2 separate regions of the Homo sapiens genome follow, and region 1 is linked to region 2. A link is a contact called in ENCODE Hi-C or POLR2A ChIA-PET data. All regions are on one chromosome and are shown on one strand. The core of a region is the stretch at or near the end of the contact, and the rest is flanking DNA. Distances in the headings are between cores, read along the strand shown. Region 1 has its middle 21 kb from the start of LINC02767. Region 2 overlaps RASSF5 (Ras association domain family member 5).

Region 1 (2,784 bases), core at 182-2,681, 1.4 Mb before region 2:
AAAACATATGGAAGAGCAGTAACTGACTTAGAAGAACTGTAGAAGGCTGAATCCTAATCCTGTACTGGGGAAAGCTAAAACAAACAAACAAACAAACAAAAACAGACCTTTAATTTTAAAATCTCCCAAAAGCTTAGAACTGGCAGGAGGAACCTCTAGGAAGTGAAGGTAAAGTTAAAGTTAAAAATGAAATAATTGATTGCAGGTCATTTTAAGAAACAGTTAATCTCCACATTTCCACCCACCTCCTACTTGTTCCTCCTCCCATACCATAGGTAACTGTCCCTTCCCAAATGCAGAAAAATGACCAGAGATCTAGTCACTGAAGGATGTAAGAATCACTAGACTGCCAGACATCAGCGTCTGCTTAGGACAGGTGCATAATTCTGAAAACAGAACATCAGTTGAATGCTGAGATCCTTAGCCTGTTCTCTCACTAGTTCCCAGGACATATGCAGCTAGCACTAAACATCCCAGACAGGAGAATGGAAAACTTCCTGGAGCCTCTGACAAACACAAGAGGAAAGATCCAAAGCTACTGATGCCAAGGAGTTCCCCAAAGATATGTCTCAGCTGCAACCCAAACCCTCACTCTCAGAGCCTCACCAATCAGGTCACTGGTGCTCCCATAGCCAGTAAATATGAACAGACACTCAAGGGCCATCAGATATCAAAGAAAGCCTCTATCATGATACATATAAACCAAATCAAACAAACATGTAAACAGGGTGGTAAAGCAACTTAGAAAAAATGGAGACTATGCAGGGAGAAAAAACATTTTTTAAAAGAACTATCATTAATATTCTCACAGAGATGTGGAAAGATACTAATATCTTTTCTCAAAGGAATGAGAGAAGAAAAGATATTACAAAAAAAAAAAAAAACCAGAATGCCAAAAACAAAAAACAAAAAAAAGAAACAACATTCAGAAAACAAAACGTAATAAAAGAGTTGAAAATCACCCAGGATAGAGTAAAAACACAAGATGGAAAATATTATTGAAAAGAAAAGAAAGCCAGAGGGCTAGTTCAGAAAGTCCAATACCCAGACAACAAAATAGTTCAAGATATTTTCCCTTATTAAATTCAATTAAATTTGGCCTAAGCTGCCTCTGTATTTTGAATTTTTACATAGCAAACTGCAACCTCAGCGTGTACACAAATGGCAAACCACCTTAAGAGTATTCTTATAACAAATAATAGTCACAGGCTGCCAGCTAATCAGACCATGTTCAAATACAGCAAATGCCATGCTGTATCCAAGCAAGCTGTCTCTGTGTGTCACTTCCTCCTGTCTATAAAGAGCTCCACTTTCAGAGAGCTCCACTTTGCTGAGTGGAGCTCTCTGAACCTCTATTGATTCTAGCTACTGCCTGATTCGTGAATCACTCTTGCTTAAACAAACTCTGCTGGCCGGGCACAGTGGCTCACGCCTGTAACTCAGCACACTGGGAGACCGAGGCGGGCGGATCACGAGGTCAGGAGTTCGAGACCAGCCTGACCAACCTGGTGAAACCCCGTCTCTACTAAAAATACCAAAAAATAAAAAAAAAAAATAGCCCAGTGCAGTGGCATGCACCTGTAATCCCAGCTACTTAAGAGGCTGAGGCAGGAGAATCACTTGAACCCGGGAGGCGGAGGTTGCAGTGAGCCGAGATCATGTCACTGCACTCTAGCCTGGGTGACAGAGCAAGACTCTGTCTGAAAATAAATAAATAAATACATAAACTCTGCTAAATTGAATTTGTCTAAAGTTTTTCTTTTAACACCCCCAAATGGCCAGTTATGTGTTTCCAGAGACAAAAGACTTATCAAGCACTCAGCTATATAGATGAACAAAACCCACACCAAGTAAAAACTCAAGACTATGTTTATTAGCAGGGAAAATAAAAAAATAGTTCAGAAAAGGCAGAAAATATTTAAGTTACTTTGTTCACCTATAGAGTTTGTATAATTTTAAAATAGTAGATGCGAAATAAAGATTGTCCACATCAGTATTAGGATATAACTGTGCAAAATGAACCACGTATTGTCATCCCTGGAATTAACCTTGTGGGGCAGGAGAGTAAATGGTATAATGGAGGAGGTAAAGCAAAACAGCTAAACCTCCTCTGCCAACCTCGGGAATTTACTTGTAATGACAGAAATAGAAAAAATCAGGAAGTAGTAATATAAGCATGTTTTTAAAATAAATATGGAGGTAAATGCCAAAAGAATTTGTAAAAAGAGAGGAATGTGGCTGATGTAGACAGGGGAAATGAGGAGAAGGTATGCTTTTTTTCTTTTTCTGCTTTTTTTTCCTTTTATTTTTGATAATCAGCTTTGTGACAAATAGGAGTCTTTAAAGTACACAGGGATATATTCTGATAAAATCTTTGTTTATATGCGTGCATGGATATGCACACATATACATATATCTATACATATTTTACAAATGTGTATGTATGTGCTATTTAATTGTTTATTTCCACTTTTATTTCTGACAGTTTATATAAAGATAAATCACAAGGAAATTTTTCTTTTTGCATCTGGACTTTGGGGGTGTGGTGGAGTAGGGACAAAAAAAGTTCCCCTAGAACTCTTAACTATAGGCTGACCTTATAAGGGTGGGGGTTAAGAATTCTTATTTTGGAAGATTTTGTTTACTGATGTATTGTGTGCTACTATGACAGTGTTGGCATACAGTAAGCACTCAATAAATATTTGCTGATGAAAAATGAATGAAAATAGATTTCAATTAACAGAATACAATATCCTGTAACACAAAAGGGGAAATCCTTGAATG
Region 2 (2,796 bases), core at 13-2,512:
AGTGAAATTGCTTTATAGGGAAAAGCTGATTCTGGATAAACTATCTAAACCTGTGAAGACAGAAGGAGGGCAGGAGGGGAGGAACCAGAACAGAGAGTGAGGGATGGCCTGGACTAAGCGGCGTGTGAACAAGGATGTCTTGGGTGAGTTCCAGGTGGTCCTGGAGGAGGTCGTCTCTCTGACCCCTCCCTAGGGGAAGTCCTTATGGTTTAGAGAACTTGGCAGCCAATATCTAGAATCCCTACCAGGCCCATGAGAAACTAGTAAAAAGGGTCTGTTCCCATGCAAAGAGGCAAGGGACTCTCAGCAGGGAAGATAAGGACACTCACATGACAAGGGTGTTTGTTGAGAAGGACAGGATGAAGTACCTGAGTCTGATGATTGAAATGACTTGGCCATAACCTCTTAGTGGCTTGAGCTGGATGGGAAGGGAGGACTTCATTTACAGTTAGTGCTGTGTGTCTTCCCTTACATCATGTGCCATCAAGATCTCAAAGGGCCTTGAAATAAGAGTTCAGCTTGTGGTGATGAGACTAGCAGAGAAAGCTCTGAGCAGGACCCAGGGGGCCTGACTCCTTGAATCTGTCTCTACTGAGCTGTGTGACTGGGGGCAAATCCTCTTCCCTCTCTAGACTTCAGTTTCCAGCCTAGGAACCTCTTAGGAATCTGTGACACATTCTCTTCTTGCATTCCAATTGGGGTAAGCAGTCAATTACCAAATATTTCCTAAACAGGTGGTTCCTAGATTGCAGCATATATGAGAATCACCTGGGAAAAGTATTAGAAAAGCAGAATCCAGGGTCCCATCTCCAAAGATTCAGGAGCCAGTAGCTCTGGAGTAGGGCCCCTGAAACTCCATTCTCAAAGAGTAGTTCTGGTGCAGGTGGTTGAGGCCACCTTGATGCAACACTGAAGGTTTCAGATGCTACAGAGAAACCAGAGAAGTGCTGAGTGAGGAAAAGCACCCGTCCTCAAGAGATTTCCAGTTTAGATGGGGGAGACAGGACCCAATCCCAAGAACAGAATATCCTCAGTGACAGATGAGAGAGAGGTACAAGGTCAAAGAAACAGGTCATGTCCTTTACCAAGCAGTTATGAGCAGAGCTTCCCAGGTGCCTGGCGCAGAAACGGTGGCAGGAGGCATGTGTGGCAGAGACAGCTAAATGCTCACCACAACCTGCTTCCTTTTCTACCAGGGCTCACAGCTGTACTTCACTTCCCAACCTCCCCTGTGGTTAGGTGTGGCCACGTGACTGAGTTCCAGCCAATGGCCCGTGGTTGCAAGAAACACCCACCATTTCCGGGTCTGGCCCACAAGCTTCCCATGTGTTATCCTGATCCCCACCTGCCAATCTAACTTTTTTAAGTAAAGGGGGAAATAAACCTCTGATTATATTCAATGACTGAAAAGCAGGGGTTGTTTCAAGTTAGTCCATCCTGATTGTACAGGATGCAAGAGAGAAGATGCAGCAATTCAACCCAAGCAGTATTTGGTCAATACTGGCTTTTTTTTTTTGAGACAGAGACTCGTTCTGTCGCCCAGGCTGGAGTGCAGTGGCACGATCTTGGCTTACTGCAAGCTCCGCCTCCCGGGTTCACACCATTCTCCTGCCTCAGCCTCCCAAGTAGTTAGCCTGCCACCACGCCTGGCTAATTTTTTCTATTTTTCAGTAGAGATGGGGTTTCACCAGGTTAGCCAGGATGGTCTGGATCTCCTGACCTCGTGATCCGCCCGTCTCGGCCTCCCAAAGTGCTGGGATTACAGGCATGAGCCACCACGCCCGGCCAATACTGGCTTTTGTAACCAAGTACTTGATGTTGTTGGACCTGAAGGAGATGCGAGTTCTGATCTTATAGGACGGACAATACTGGGAAGGGCCAGAGGAGGCAGCGGGCAGTGAATCCCACGAGTGTGGAGTTCGGACGGCATCTCTAAATGAGGCTATCTGGAGGCTGTGCCAGTCTGAAATCTCTTCTGGGACTAGTCTTGGGCCATGTAAGCCTTTGAGACAGCACATAAAAAACAGTCAAATGGGCCAGTGGTTCCAAAGATTCTAGTTTTATTTTTATTGCTGAAATTTGGAGCTAACTTATTTTTAGTAATCTTTTCTTTTCTCTCATGCCGAGGTGGTGAGGGGCAGGTGCCATGCCTGAGGCCTGGGTGTGCCTGCTGCTAGCAGAGAGATGGGGACCTCCCCAACTGTCCCAGGGCTGTGGGGTTGGCTAGTGCCCCTGGAGTACCACAGGGATCCTGTCCAGGGAGGAGCTGACTGGCCAGGCAGGAGGAGATGGAACAATTACAGGCAGGGAACAGGGAGCAGTGTAGGATCTGACCTCCAGGACCCTCTTCCTCTTGCATCTTCCTTGAAGAAAAAGAATTCAATGGTGTCACTGTAGACCCAAGAAAGCCTAGGCAGATGGGGGCATGGGAGTGTGTTTTCTATGTACTTAAGTATAATATTTAACTATAGGCCGGGTGCGGTGGCTCACTCCTGTAATCCCAGCACCTTGGGAGGCCGAGGTAGGGGTTCACCTGAGGTCAGGAGTTCAAGACCTGGCCAACATTGTGAAACCCTGTCTCTACTCAAAAAAAAAAACACAAAACTTAGCTGGGTGTGGTGGTGGGTGCCTGTAATCTCAGCTACTCAGGAGGCTGAGGCAGGAGAATTGCTTGAACCTGGGAGGCAGAGGTTGCAGTGAGCCGAGATCGCGTCATTGTACTCCAGCCTGGGCAACAAGAGCAAAACTCCATCTCAAAAAAAAAAAAAAAAAAAGAAAAAGAAAAATATTTAACTG

What was found. A loop is a pair of places that touch in the nucleus more often than their neighbours do. ChIA-PET counts read pairs that join two places held with the same protein, here RNA polymerase II (POLR2A). Pooled maps may share reads with other maps.
Region 1: a loop to region 2 is called in a pooled map, with 6 times the contacts of the local background. The contact joins two enhancer-like sites. A Hi-C loop is called at or near these places in 1 of 37 single-sample maps with no recorded cell type and 1 of 50 pooled maps. POLR2A ChIA-PET finds 5 or more read pairs at or near these places in 1 of 52 experiments (activated B cell).

Annotation. Positions count from the first base shown.
Region 1 is chr1:207,936,763-207,939,546 of GRCh38, reverse strand. No RefSeq gene overlaps it. Among named protein-coding and RNA genes, the nearest start is that of LINC02767, 21 kb to the left of the region's middle. Within about 2 kb of position 1,431, at least 4 of the 41 ENCODE cell types and tissues checked have a DNase peak (open chromatin) inside an H3K27ac peak, as active enhancers do.
Region 2 is chr1:206,561,642-206,564,437 of GRCh38, reverse strand. The region is part of intron 2 of RASSF5 (Ras association domain family member 5); the gene reads right to left. LOC124904494 (a long non-coding RNA gene) reads right to left here. Exons shown (of 2, transcript XR_007066831.1): 2 at 2,044-2,796. Among named protein-coding and RNA genes, the nearest start is that of EIF2D, 49 kb to the left of the region's middle. Within about 2 kb of position 1,262, at least 9 of the 41 ENCODE cell types and tissues checked have a DNase peak (open chromatin) inside an H3K27ac peak, as active enhancers do.